Linked DNA regions of Mus musculus: region 2 is linked to region 1. Evidence: chromatin loops called from intact Hi-C (ENCODE). Cell type or tissue: heart. All regions are shown on one strand. Links, peaks and the distances in the headings refer to the core of each region. The heading gives the core; the rest is flanking DNA.

Region 1 (7,648 bases), core at 2,451-4,950:
CCTCAGAGGAGGATTCTTCACCTGCTTCAGAGCTACTAAGAGCTGGCTTCCCGAGCCCATCCAGCGATGAGCACAGGCTCCTTTTCCTAGAGACCTCCGCTAATTGATCTTTCTTCTTTTCCCTTTTTCCTCTTTTTCTTCTAATCTCTCTCCAGGTATTCCTACCTAACCTTAACTTTTCCTCGGGTTCAAGACCCTTGGAAAGGCCTGTATACTTATTTTGTGTACCATATTTCCTCTTTGTTCCTACTCTCTCTCCCCGCTTTACTTCTGATAGCTTGTCCTGAATTTCCTCTAGAATCCGCCCTATCTTAACCACTTGATAACATGTGAAAAGGAACAAAAGGGCTCCTAACACCAGAAAAAATTCAAGGCCAAACATATTCCACTTTACTTCTGATAGACTGTCTTGAATTTCGTTAGAAAGTTCAAGATCAGACTTACCTCGTAAAGCTGTACTCACTGGTACTCTCGTTCCCCAGCTGAAAAGTTCTGAATTCATACAGTTGAATCCTTCTTAACAGTCTGCTTTACGGGAACCTTTATTACCGCGACCCGCAGTTCTGGTTCTGGAATGAGGGATCTTCCTTGCGCCAGTCCCGAGTTTTTTCTCGTCCCGGAATTCGGCACCAATTGTTATTAGACGCGTTCTCACGACCGGCCAGGAAGAACACCACAGACCAGAATCTTCTGCGGCAAAGCTTTATTTCTTACATCTTCAGGAGCCAGGAGTGCAAGAAGCAAGAGAGCAAGAAGCAAGAGAGAGCGAGAAGCAAGAGAGAGCGAGAAGCAAGAGAGAGAGAAAACGAAACCCCGTCCCTTTTTAAGGAGAATTCTCCTTCGCCTCGGACGTGTCACTCCCTGATTGGCTGCAGCCCATCGGCCGAGTTGACGTCACGGGGAAGGCAGAGCACAAGTAGTCATAAGATACCCTTGGCACATGCGCAGATTATTTGTTTACCACTTAGAACACAGCTGTCAGCGCCATCTTGTAACGGCGAATGTGGGCGCGGCTCCCAACAACTGGACAGATGGTGGTGGTGTGCCCATCAAGGACAAGAGTCATCTTAACTATACGTTTACACTCAAGTCAGAGTCAAGAGACGGGAGCTCAGCTGATAGGAGCACTTGTTGCTCTGTCAGAGGGTGTAGGTTCCGTTCCCTGCACCCACATGCTGGCTCGCTGCCCTCTGTGTGTCCAGTTCCAAGCATCAAATTTCCTCTTCTGATGCCTCTGAGGGCAGCAGGCACACGTGAGTTCACACATGTACATGCATCCAAACACATGAAAAGAAAAGAAATACAATTTTAAATGGAGACAAAGGTTGCATATGCCAAGTGTAATGGCACACACCTTTAATCCTGGCACTAAGGACACAGAGGCAGTTGGATCTCTGTGAGCTCCAGGCCAGCCTGGTCTACTTAAGACTCTATCTCAAAAAAAGAAAGAAGAAAATAAAACCTCTGAAAATAGGGTTTCTTAGGAAGGTGTACCTATACCCCAAACACCCTTTTGCATGCTATGGAATAGTTAGAACAGAAGTGCACTGAGCCCTAGATTTCTCTGCTTTTCTTGGACAGAGCCAACATTTCTTAGTAAAGATTAAACAATGGCCAAGAAATATTCATTGATTTAAGTTGCCAGCTGTAGATAATCTCTTTCTGGGAGGCAAGTTCCTCCTGCGGTTGGCACCAGGGGCAATCCCAAGCATGGGATTCCCGGGGACATTTTCATTCTCTGGGCCCCTTTGTTTCCAGAGGCTGATGTATGAGGGAAAGTTACAATGGAATCTTGGGGAAATTTCAATTCTTTGGGGCAGTTTGCCTCAGTAGCCCCAGAAGGTCAAAGAGGCAGCCGAAGTGTCCTTGGTTCCTCCGGGAAAGGGACAGGAGTTTCCTGGAAGCTGCCCTGAGGATTCTTGAACTCAGCTCAGGCCCTTCCACCATGCCTGCTTCTTGGGCCCCCCTCTCTTGATCTTGGTGTTGTTAGCTGGCCATCTTTGTCCTCCCTGTAGCCAAGTCAGGGAACTCCCTCTAGAGCTCCCTCCCAGATCGCCAGCTTAATATTATGAATGTTTTCCCCAACCCTTCTATAAACTAGAATGCCATCTACTGGGGCCACTTACACAAGTTTTCTATTTATAAAACTCAATTGTAATAGTTCCCTAATGTCCATGCCTGAGGCAACAAACGCCACAAAGAGATAACAACCCATACTGTTCTCTCTCTCTCTCTCTCTCTCTCTCTCTCTCTAGATAGTTATAACACACTGTTGTTTGAAAAGATAAAATGGCTAACAAACCAATAAACCATTTTTAAAAATATCTTCATAACATCCAAAAGAGAGCAATATATGAAAAGCTGTTATTCTAAATGACTGCAAATTGCCAATGTAGCCGTAAAATGCCTGCGCAGACTCAATGATGCCTACGCCTGAATGCCCCTTCCATGGGCCAGCGAATGGGCCACCAAGTGACAGCTTATGTAAGTCAGGCTCCTAGTAACCATATTTGCCTTTTCTTCATTTCAACAGAAACATCGCCTCTGTTGCTACTAATATGGTCCTTTCTGTGGACAAGAACAACAGTCAGGGTGGACTTCCTGACCCATTGAGGTTCTCAGGTAGTTTTGCATAATATCCATCTTCAAGAAACCCAAGTCAGCTAATACGGTCATTAAAATGGTCAATGAAAGTCTTAAATTATACCAGAAACCCACACATCAGATTTAACATGGCAAGAGGATTCCATAAAAGAGATTAGCATAAAATATACAAAGTGCTTCGATTTTATCATTTTATCATTGAAACTATTCCTGCTTGCATGCTTATCACTGTTCCTTAAAGCTACACTGACCTGGGTGTAGTGATGTTCATAGGAGATGCCATTGGGAGCCAGCCTGGGCTAATTAGTGAGTTTGAGGCCAGCACGGGCTGTATTATAAGACCCTGTCTCAAAAATCAAATCAGAACTAGGCAGCTGAGTCATGCTTTCTAGAGAAACAGCAACATCGGCTTCTGCTCTGCACATGTTCGGATGGCTCCCCAAGACTTACATACACAATCTCAAAGGGACACAAATGGGCCACTGAGGTCATTCAGCTGGTATAAAGATGCCTGCTGGTCTCAGGTGATCTGAGTTTGAGGCCCAGAACCTTCACTGTGGAAGGGGAGAAGCAACTCCTAAGAGTTGTGCTCTAAGCCCGGCAGGAGAACTTCCACATGGATGTATCCCGACAACAAAGAATGAAATATAATTAAAAACAAGCAAACCTTTACAGTGGCACAAACAGCTTTACATTGAAAAGTGCTTTTTAGACACCACAGGCGGCTGCCATGAGTGTCCTGTTCCTTTCTAGCACTTTCTGGACGCACTAATGAGAAATGGATGCTCTGTTTTGGTTTTGTTTTGTTTTGTTTTGTTTTAAAGGAGACTAGTAAGCAGATTATTTCGAATCTTCTCCTTTCCAAATGCTCCCAGCTCAACAGCCTGCAAGTCATATCAGCTCTGGGGTAAAGCCTGTGGCTTCAAGGCCACAGCCCTGTGGAGGAGTCCTTCCTTGAGTTCCGTGTAGTGGTGCTCACTGGAGCAGAGGTTTAGCATTAGAGCCACTCTGTGCCGGAGTCCATGTGGGCTGGCTTTGCCGTGTTTCATGGGAGGTGGCTATAATGAAACTGAGATTCTAAAGCTTGCTCTAGGGTGGGTTCCTTTTGTCTACGTCAAAGAGATCTAATTGGCAACATTGTTGAGACCGTTGGGGAGTTTTCCCTAGATGGGTAGATCCTGTCCTGGACCCAAATATGGGACTTCTAAGCCAGCAGGTGGCGCTAGCTTTCCAGCTAAACAGTGACTGACCACAGCAAGTCACTGCCTTGGCAAGCCCTGTTCAGACAGAGAAGACAGGACAGTGAGCTTGTTGAGAAGATGGAAGATTCTGGATGAGTGGTTGTGTGGGGGTGGGGGTGAGGGTGGGGTGGGGGTGGGGGTGGGGGTGGGGGGACGGGGTATTTACTATCTGGATATTGGCTCACATCTAAGTCAGCCCTGAGCAGCTGCCTGAGCCCCTGTTGAGCAACACAGCTGAGCATTTGTTGACCTCCAGTCTCCAAACCTGCACATCTCCAGGAAGGGATGCTGGAGAGATCTAGCTGGAGAATCCTAGTTTGACGCAGTTGCCCATAGTGGGCCTTCTGGGAGGTTTCTCCTGGAGATACAGAAGAAAACCGTTTTTAAAACGTCCACGTGGAGCTGGAAAGGTGGCTCAGCAGTTAAAAATACCTGTTTTTACAGAGGACCCACATGGGTTCAATTCCCAGGACCCACATGGTGGCTCACAACCATCTGTGACCCCAGTTCCAGGGGATCTGACTTCCTCTTTCACCTCAGCAGGTGGTACACAGACATACATACGGGTAAAACACTCATACACATAAAATAAACTAATAGTTGTTAATACTCCATATTGCTGGGGATACACAGATCAGTATAGCGTGCTTGCCTGGTATGCTCAAGGCTCTGGCTTTAATCTCTAGCATTGAAAAAAATTAACTGGAAAAACAGCTATTGAGAGCTAGATGCTAGATCTGGGTTTTGGAGTCCAAGTCAAAGGTTACTTACTCCAGAAGGCTCCAAGAAACTTCTGGAACAAGATGGCCCTCCAGTCACATGAAAGACCCTGGGTCCTGGGCCTGAGTCTCCCAGAACCGCCCACCTGCAGTTAAACTGTCAATATCATTGCTCTTGAGTTATGGAGTCATTATTAAGTAAAATAAGGGGTTACTAAAACAGCACTGTGCTACTATGACAACTGGTCTGGTACCCAAGACAACTAACTATTGGGTGATTAAAAGGTAGCCAGTGGTTGAAGCCACATCCTGTAAGAGATGAATTAGAGATGAGATCTCGTCACACAATTGAGAGGAACATACGACTGAAAACTTATGAAGTGTTTATTTCTAGAGTTTTCCATCGAATACTTTTGAACCTCAGCCAATCATGGCTTCACTGGAACCTCAGAAAGAGAAACTTCAGGAGCGTGGGAGGGTGTTGTACTGTGTCACCATATTTCACAAGTAAGGACGCGAAGTGTAAAGACTTGGATACATTGTCTGGGTAAAATTAGAAGTCAGAGGCAGCGCTATCCTACTAACAACCCAGCCATACCCTGAACTCTGGTAGGGAACGACCAGGAAATGGACAATAGCCACAAGAAGCCAGCAAGGACAAAGGCATTAGTTTCTGGGAGTAAAGGCTGGATTTGGAACTGACAGCCCAAGCTCCGTTAGCTCTTCCTAAAAGAAACCTCAGCCTGAGCTGCCCAGGGGACAGCTGGGCCATCTGCACTACAGGAGCCACCCAGCCAACCCTTCAGTTTGTGGCCCCTCCTCTTATCGGGTCTTTCCCAGAAGCATCATAGGAATTCTTTCCTCTCCATGGTCCCGCAGGTTGGGCTGGACCTTGCCGCGGAGGGATGGCCTGGCCACGTGACCACCCAGGAGTTAGTTTAATGTGTTTTAGGTGAGGCCGTGTCGAGTGTGCACTTCAGACTCCCCTTGTTCACCGCCCCCACAGCACGTGAGAACAAACATCACGAACATGGTGTGGAAAACTTATCCCTTTTCATATCGTAGTCCCACAGGTCAGTGCCAACCCCCGGAAGCCAGGGGCCAGCAGCTATGTGGTTGCCAAGCAGGAAGCCTTTTCTCAAATGTGTTTCTTATTGGCTGCCCACGTTTTTGTTTTTGTTTTTGTTTCTCCTTTTCCGGTGGTCCCGCCATCAGCAGAGGATGAGTCTCGTCCTTCACACCCTCCTACATTTTTACAGGTGTTATTATCTTAGGACTGCAGCTAGAGAGGTTCTATGCATTCAGGTTAGGCTTACCTGTGTAGTCCAGGCTCACCCTCCCTATTTTAAATTCTGTCAACTCAACCCTGCTCGCAAAACTCCTTTTGTCATGAAACATCACATATCCTTGGGTCTTGGGCACCATGGTGAGGACATTGGTGGGAGGTATTCTGCCTGCAGGGGGTTCAGGGGAAGAGTTGATGGAGCCTGGTGATAATTTAATGAATCTGTTATTTCTAAATGGATCAAGACCTGTAAAATATCTCCCCCATTATCTTCTAAATAGATTCCAGCTGTACGAGGAGACGGGTGGTGGGATGTGCTTTGCAGGGGTGGGGTTGGGGTGTAGAGTTGGACTGTAACTTTTCTGTCTTCTCTTTTGGATCATTGACTTACTTCTCAGGCAAGTTTCATTTGCTTAAAGCACTGTTTTATGAATGTCAACTTCTCCATGGAGACCCCTCCCCCTTTCCTCATCGTCAGCAGCTGCCCCTCCTCCAGCCGCCCACTCTCTCGCTGCTATTTGGAGTTGAAAGCTGTTCACTTTCATAAAACTCGACTTCTTGAGGTGTGTGTGGGTGCTGCTTGATTCCTGCATTGGAGACTGATTTTATTTAGAAATCACTTAAAGGATTCGTTAAAAAATGCAAATTCCTAGGCAGCTTAGGACCTCTGGAAATCTTGAAATGTCGCTTAGATAGCTGGGTGTGGTGGCACATACCTCTAGTCTCAACTTTTTTTTTAAGATTTTTTTATTTGTTATATGTAAGTACACTGTATCTATCTTTAGACACTCCAGAAGAGGGAGTCAGATCTCCTTATGGATGGTTGCGAGCCACCATGTGGTTGCTGGGATTTGAACTCAGGACCTTTGGAAGAGCAGTCGGGTGCTCTTTTTGGCTGAGCCATCTCACCAGCCCCTAGTCTCAACTTTTGAGAGGTGAGGCCCATGGATTCCTCATTAATGGGGTCAAGGCCAGTTTGAGAGCTTATCTCAAACAAACAAACAAACAAACAAAGTAGCAACGGATGTAAGGAAAAGAAAGAAGCAAAGAAACATAGAAAGAAACAAATATTTCTTAGAAGACGATCTAGTTCCTTATTCCCAAGAAGCTGTGGGGCCCAAATCCAGATCTAAGCATCTTGGTGGACCAGAGGCCTCCGATGAGAGGCTGGATTTAAAACACTGCCACCTTATGGCGGAGGGAGGAACTGCACTTGTGGTCTCTGAGTCCGGTGAGTGCCTAGTGGCTATGCTCATGTTTCATGAGTACAATGTGTGCTACTTGGGGTGTTGGGGATCCCATGATTTGTATCCTTTAAAAAGCAGGAAAAGCTGGGAAGAACGTCAAAGGTCTAGTAGATGGGTGGTTCATGGAGGAGCAATGACCCTAGGCAAGCAAGCAGTCATTAACACAGGCAGAGAGGGGACGGGAGAGGCGAGTACTTGGATTCCCACAGTTCAAGCACATCAGCGAGGGACCCAGACTGACACCAGTGCAGAGTCTTCCTTGTCTGATTGGCTGGCAGGTGATCCACCCTTCTGGCTTCCACCAGTGCCCTGGGGCCCCATCACTTTCTGACTGGGAGACTGTTCATAAGCTACTTCCTCAGGCGAATGCTTGCTGTACATTTCTTTGCCGACTTCACCCAGCTCCAGCCTTGAACAGAAGCCCTGATCCCCATAGACCCTGCCTCGGTGGGACTGGTTGACTCTCTTATCTTAGCTGCTGAGAGTCAGGTCCCAAGTAGGAGTGTCTGGGACTTCCTTCCTTTCTTGCTACTTAAAATGTCTTGATTAGAT
Region 2 (7,648 bases), core at 2,171-4,670, 440 kb after region 1:
AAGCAAGCTCAGCTGCTCAGCAGGTGGTGGCTTCTTGCAGGAAGCTGCAGATGTGGCAGGACAATAGACTTCACCTCGGTCAGAAGACTCCATCCTAGGGGAGATAACCAACTGTGGCAGACAAGGTCTGATTCAGCCCACACAAGGCTAAGGGAGGGCACAGTTCCTCCCTTTTTATTAAGAATTAGCTGGACTGGGGCATAAGATTTACTTTTCCATGGTTCAGCCTGGGAATTATGGTGGCTGGCGGCCATGCCTGGCTTAGGACTGAGCCTAGACTCTCTCTTACCCGTCTGGGAGAAAAGAAAAACATGGCTCCATGTTTATTTCCTCTTACCTCGGATCAGCACACACACCTTTGGCTCACAGGCTTTGCTCCAGACCAATTCCCTCTTCAGCTGGGTTTGGGGGTGGCCAAGACCTCCAGCGAGAAAGACATTATCTGTCAGCCCATCATGTTGTTTAGAGTCAGGGGAGGCTGCTAGGTTACTGTCTGAATTAGGGTTTCCACTGCTGTGAACAGACACCATGACCAAGGCAACTCCTAAAAAGAACATTTAATTGGGGCTGGCTTACAGGTTCAAAGGTTCAGTCCAGTATCATCAAGGCGGAAAGCATGGCAGCTTCCAAGCAGGCATGGTGCAGGAGGAGCTGAGAGTTCTACTACACCTTCATCCAAAGGAATCCAGGAGCCGACTGGATGCCATGTGGCTAGCAGGAGGGTTTCAAAGCCCACCCTCACAGTGACTCACTTCCTCCAATAAGGCCACACCTACTGCAACAAGACCACACCTCCCAATAGCACCACTCCCTGGGTTAAGCATATTCAAACCACCACAGTGACCCTCCAGGAGAACATCAAAATAGATACTTTATAAAGAGTTTGGGGGAGAACCTCACCCTTGCCGGCCCTGAAGGATACCTGCCAGGTTCTGAGAGGAATAGTCAAGTCACACAATTCACCTGGAAATAGAGTCTCTGGTGAGTTAGAGCCCAGCAGATGAACTGAAGGTGGAATTCTAGTCTGGCAAATCTGCAGGGCCGTGGGGGAAGGCATCAAGGTGTGCATTCTGCACAAGGCCTGGGATACTGATTAAGTCCCTAGAGCATCTCTGTGTGAATGAACGTTCCTGCCCAGCTTGCCAAGGCACGGCTGCTCATGCTGTCTGAGCTTAGGTTCTCTGTTGGGTATGTGTTTGTGTTGGGTTCTTGAGTAGCTATGGAAAGTGGGATGTGATTTTCTTCTTTAATAAACAATTTAAAAACAATTTCCAATTGTTTGTTTGGTTGGTTGGTTGGGTTTTTGTTGAGACAGAATCTCTTTATTATGTAGCTCTGGCTACCCCAGAACTCACTCTGTAGACCAGGATGGCCTCAAACTCACTTAGATGCCCTTACATCTGCCTCCCAAGTGCTGGCATTAAAGGTGTGTACTAACACACCTGACTAAATATTTCCAAGTGTAATTAAGGACATAATTTACTTTCTGATCCCCACTTGTTTTGCAAGGACTGTCTCTGCTCACCCACTTCCCCACTCACACACACACACACACACACACACACACACACACACACACACACACACACAGCTATATGATATCCATTTAAGGTCAGAGAATCAGCCCTGGATGTCATTTCTCAAGCACCATTCATCACACTTGTGAGACAGGGTCTCTTACTGGCCTGGAACCCACCAGGTGTTAGGCTTGCTGGCCAAGGAGGGTCCAGGATCAGCTTGTCTCTGCCTCTACAGTGTTAGGATTGCAAGCACAGGCCCCCACCCTGGCTTTTGCGTGAGCTCTAGGGCTGAAGACCAAGAAAACTTCTTTACCCCTAAGCCCTCTCCCCAGCACCCCCTAATTTCTGAAGGCTGATCCATCCTGGGCAAGTTTGGCCTTGCTGGGGTGTGTCTTGTGAAAATGAAGAAGCACCCAGGAGAAGCAGTTGGGAGCATCCTCACCGAATCTGTTGGTTTTTATTGCTCCCAGAAGTCTGACATCTTGTTATTGGTAAAACTCTCGAGATGGAAAAGTTATGGTTGCTATTAACAGCCATGAGCCATGACTGCAAGAGAGAGAGAGAGAGAGAGAGAGAGAGAGAGATTTCTCAGATGATTGTGGCTGTTCTTAGCCAGCTTAAGTTAAAGCAGAATTAAGAAATAAAACACTAAACCGGTATAATTCCTAAATGCTTACCCTTATACCCACGGATAAGTTCTCACCCCTCCTCATCCAAGAAGCCTCTCTTGGCAGCAGACAGAGACCATTGCATAAAGTCACAACTAGTCAAAATGCAGAGAACAACTAATCCATTGTGGGTAACCCCGAGCCGATGGCTACATCTACAGCATAACTCCTGTGCCTGCGGAACATTGTAGAAGAGGGGGCAGAAAGATTGTTAAGAACCAGAGGGCTAAGAATTCTGCAGGGGGGGGGATGACGACGACGACGATTATGTCTCCTAGAACTGATAGGGAAGCTTCACGCATGATACCTCAATAGTATGGCTGCCTAAACAAGACGTGAATAAGTATAGTGCCAACAGCCATACCAGCATAGAAAGGGGGCATGTTACAGGGCCCCACCCCTAGGTAAGTGCTACATGCAGCTAACGCCTGATAGAGAAGGGAAATTAGTTTTCCTCGGTGATGAGCCCCCAACTGGTTATCCAGTGTGATATGGTCAGTCCTAAAATCATATTCACACAACTGACATTGAATGAGCACAGCTGGATGAATTTATATATTTATGCACACACACACACACACACATCAGTAATATTTCAAGAAAAGGGCTATGAATTTGAGAGTGAAGAATGAGGATGGCTGAAGGAGGGATAAATTATGTAATTATATTTTAATTTTCAGAATAAAATAAGTTATTCAAAAACCAAGATGCTGGCCCTACTCATTGATTTAAATATAATCAGCCCCATTCTCTTCTACAGACTTGCAGAACAGCATTCAGCACTCTGTGCAGACCCCCCTCCCCCTCCCACGGATGCAGATGGCCTCACAGAGCCGGTGCTAACCCTAACCCGGCAGATGCAGCACTCTGCCAGTCCTCAAGACTTATTGAGATTTATTGAAATGTTATTTACACTGTGGAAGTTCAGTTCACTTCCCCTCCGCCCCGCAATTACTGTGAGCCCCTCTGCATTTAGAAGTCAGGAGAGCCCCCCTGTGGATATTCTGACAACTGTAATTTGCTATTCATATAAAGCCAGAAAAACAAAAACAAAAAAACCCAACCCAGGCCACTGACTTTTACATCTGCTTTGTGTGCATGATGGCTGAGCTTGATCTTGTGAGACAAGGACTTTGAGTGTCCATTGCCAGGTGCAAAATGAATGTGATTACAGGCTGGAACACGGCATCACCAGAAGCAGGGGCAAGTCACAGCCAGTTCCATGTTCTGTAACAAGGAGGGACAGCTCAACAGAAGCAACTCTGTTTGGAGACCTTCCAGAAGGAGGGCTCCGTTATCACAGGGGTCTCAATCCCATGAACTTCCCCGAAGCCACACTCTAAATTTAACCAAACCAGAACAAGTTAAAAATCTCTTCTAAAAGAAAAAAAAAGCTGTTTTTTTTTCTTTTTGCTTGTTTTTGGTAAATTATAACATGTATATGTCAATTGTGTCTCCCCTCTTATATACTGTGCTAGCCAGTCAATTGGTCATCTCAGTCAGACAATCTGCATTGGTATAGTGTTGCACATCAGCAGGATAAGAGAGGTCTTTTGATGGTTTAATATTAAGTATCTAAGATGTTATGCATCTGATACAAGCACTCACTGTATCCTTTGTAAGGAACTTGTGCGTCTGTAGCCTGCAGAACCCCAGGAAGCAAGCCTTCATAGGATATCAAGGGGATATCCCCAAAACCTGCGATGCTTGCTGGCCACTCTCTGACGGTCTCATTATTACTTCTGACATCATGGTACCAAGTGCCCTGGGATTTCCCACGGTCCCTCTGCATTACTGAGCTGCAGAGTCTAAGAGTCCGGACCCTACGCCGAGCCTCCCAATCTTTGCTTCCCGAGCCCAGGCCTGCTGCCCTGTCTGCACAAACACCTTGTGCTCTTCCTGTCACACTCTGGTGGGTGCTCAGTCATCCATGGGCCTGCTCATGGGATCACTCACCAAGGCCTGTCATCCCTTTCTTGAAACTTAACCAGCTCTCCCCACTCCCTTCCAGCCTATAGCTCTCTACACTGTGGCAACCTGCTGCCACTGGGTACTCTGAACACTGCCAGGGCTTAGTCTGTGCAACTAGGAACTTATTCCCTGCCTCAATCCCTCCCTCCAGGCTGTTGCCATGCCTATGTCACATTTAACAGTAGCAAAATTACACTTATAAATGAAGTAGCAGCAAAAGTAATTTGCCGGTTGGGGGGTCACTACAACAGGAGGAACTGTATTAAAGGGTTGCGGCATTAGGAAGGCTGAGAGCCATCGTCTCCTGAAACCCCACAGGGTCCTCAGCACTTCTGCCCCGTGTTCTCATGCTGGCCCCTGACCTTGCACTCAGGGATGTCCTGCATCCTTCCTGGGAAATCTGCCTTTCCCTCAAGGCACCCATAATGCATTCTGCTCTCTCTTTTCCCGTGCCTCTGTGCCAGACCAGCTTTAGGAGTTAACCTCCTGCTGGTCCTGAGCTGGGGGACAGGGCTATCACTATCTGCCTTTGTAATAAAGTACAGCCAGGAGTGACATGGACTGCGTTTCTCTGAATGTGCGCCTTTGACCAGGAGCAGACATAGCCAGGAGGAAGTGTTTGCATCCTGGGGTCCGTATGGTTATTATGTGAGCATCTGCACTGCAGATACTCAGCCACTCCTTTTGTGGACTCTGCTGACTCACCGTAGGTGTCTGTGTCAATCAGATAAACACCAGGGAAACAGGTTCTCTCTCTAAGAAAGCTACAACTAAAATCCAGGTACAATGGGAAGGGAGCCACTGTTTCTCTCACGGCTGGAAACCCTGTGCAGCCAGGGATTCGCATGAAGTTTCTGGAGGCCAGCGTATTAGCTACTCTTCTGTTACAAAACACCACGAGCAAAGCACCTTCTAGAAGAAAGAGTTTACGTGGGCTTATGACTGCAGAGGAATAAGAGCAGCAGGCATGGAGGCCTCAGCAGGAAGCCGAGAGCTGAGAGCTCACATCTTGAAGCCATATCATGGGGTATAGAGAACAAACTGAAAGTGATTTACATCTTTAATTTCTCAAAGCCCGCCTCCAGTGATGGACTTCCTCCAGCAAGGCTGCATTTCCTGAACCTCCCCAGACAGTGCCACCTGCTGGAGACCAAGTTTTCAAGCATCTGAGCCTATGGAGGGTATTTGTCACTCAAAGCAATTCAGCAAGGCTGGATAGGTAGCAGGTAGAAGCATGGCTTCTGGGTACTGCAGAACAGAGCCAATCAGATACAATGCCTCCCACCAGAGTGTCTATGATTAAAAAGTATTGTCAAGCGAGTGGAGACACAGGAAGTTATGCACACTGCTGGAGCAGATGGGGAAATGGCACAGATGTGTGGGAAACAATTTAGCCATTTCTTCCTTATTGGCATATATATATGTGTGGTATTTGCAAGTGTGTGGTGTGTGTGTATGTGCATTCATATGGAAGCCTGAAGTGGATGTTAGATTTCTTCATTGGTCACTCTATTTTATTCATTGAGGCAAGGTCACTTACTGAACCCAGAGCACAGTGATCCTGTGTAGTCTAACTGTTCAGCTAACCCGAGGAGACCCATCTCTGCCTCCCAATAGCATCACTAACCTGCATGGATTTCCAGTCCTCAGGCTTGCACAGCAAGCAGCTACACACTGAGCCACCTTCTCAGTCCTTGCCATGTCTTTAAAGAGCAAACACATCCCATCGGACCCAGTTGTTCTATTCTGGGTACTTACCCAAGAGCAATAAAGCACATGTCTGTACAAAGGCCTGCGCTCAGCATTCACCCAGACTTCTCTATGAAACCCAAATTGAAATAAGTGAATATCCATCATCAGGGGAGTTTACAGAGGAGGGCTAGCTATGAGACAGAACATTCCTTGTCAGCGCAGAGGGAAAAACTACTAGCTGTGTGTGATAGAGATGCTTCTCAAATATTTATTGAGAATACACCAAAAAAAAAAAGGCCACTGAGAGTTATCGGGTCCCCAGTAACCAAAGAAGATTACGTTACAGAGTAAAACAGAAAACAGAGGGGAGTGGCCATGGCCACTCCCTCATCCTAAGCCACACCCCAACCACCTGAAGCCATCTCATTAGGCCCCGCCTCCTGAAGCTGCTTCCCTGCGTTGCTGCGAGGGGGACCAAGCTTCCATCCCAGCAGTCCAGGGCATGGGTGAAAGGATTACCTCATGGGAGGTTTTGCAACAAAATGTCACGTGGGATTACAAAATATCCATGGGTTTTCTTTGTATCAGAACGCTTATCAGCTACAAGTATTTGGAACATTCTGGGTAACACTACGATTAAATCAGTTCCCAGTGAAGCAGGCTTCTCTCCTCATCATGAAGGACTGTGTCACCTGCTAATGGTTACATGGCCCCCTGGCCTGGGGTGGGGAAGGGGTTGGAGGGCGGCCACTGGAAGTCTACCCAGGAGGGCAGACTTATTTCGCACGATGCGTTAAAATCGTATAAATGATTTGTGTGTGAGACAGAAAGATAGAGAATACATAGGAACATCAGAGGACGACTTGCCCGGGTTGATTCTGTCCCGCTAGCACATGGGACAGAACTCTGGTCATTAAGCCTGGTAGCAGGTACCTTTACCTGATGAGCCACCATCCCTACCCCTACTGCTCTTACGGCCTCCTATGGCCTCAGCCTTCTGTGTTATGTACAGAAAGGGTAAGCTAAACAAATAAGATGCTGAGTCCAGAAAAAACTCAAAAAAATCCGTTCATAGGGTCATACCTCCTGCCCCACACCAAGCTTCTGTCTGCGTCTAACGTGTTTCTATGCCTGGCTTCCTTCCTTCGGCTGGCACATGGCTCCCTACATAGTGAGTGCTGGACCCATCTGAGTGGGCTGGGTAGGCTTCATTGAGACTGCCATCCCGTCCTCCATGTCTCTGGACCTTTGCTGCTCAGGAGCCGACTCAGCACCTGCAGATGTAGGAAATCGGGTCACCTTCCAACCACCAATGGACCACCGTTCAAGTGAACAGTGTCTGGCTCATCTCCACGGTGAAGGCACAGCCTGCTGTCCTACCTGATGCTGGCCAGGCTCAAAACCCAGGCAACTAGGGGCCTTCCCTCCTACTTATGCATCGACTTCTACCAGCTAGACAACACTGGCTCTCAGCAGGCAGCAAGTGGGGTCCTAGCCTTCTGGCCACTTATTTGTCTAATAGTGATAGATACACAGCAACTGTAGCACAAGACCAGAAGGCTTTGTGAGCACATCAGATGGCAAACAAATGAACAGGTTCCTGGTTCCTGAAGGAGAGCATGGGGAAGGGGGCGTCCCTTCCCAGTCACTCAGCTGTAGTGTATTTTACATTACTCGGTACTAGTGTCATCTATAGGTCTGTTGGGAGCGTCTGTTTAGAAATGTAGCTTGAATAGTTGCTTGTCTGGACTCTTTAGTTTGTTCATTCCGCGGACATCAGATGATGCACGCTCTGTG

What was found. Peaks named below come from ENCODE experiments on the same cell type or tissue, not always from the same donor. Only the 100,000 strongest peaks of a DNase experiment are listed, where the experiment ranks them.
Region 2: it touches region 1 in a loop (6-fold over the local background); 34 of 42 quality-filtered maps call a loop at or near these places.

The regions. Positions count from the first base shown.
Region 1 is chr1:89,192,448-89,200,095 of GRCm38, reverse strand. No RefSeq gene overlaps it. Among named protein-coding and RNA genes, the nearest start is that of Gm34331, 93 kb to the right of the region's middle. In heart, for the core only: a CTCF peak has its summit at 3,811 (motif pointing right); a DNase peak (open chromatin) is centred at 3,845.
Region 2 is chr1:88,747,980-88,755,627 of GRCm38, reverse strand. Platr5 (pluripotency associated transcript 5) reads right to left here and starts at 738. Exons shown (of 3, transcript NR_040493.1): 1 at 670-738; 2 at 338-544; 3 at 1-94. In heart, for the core only: a CTCF peak has its summit at 3,194; no DNase peak of the experiment used is centred there; H3K27me3 peaks cover 548 bases.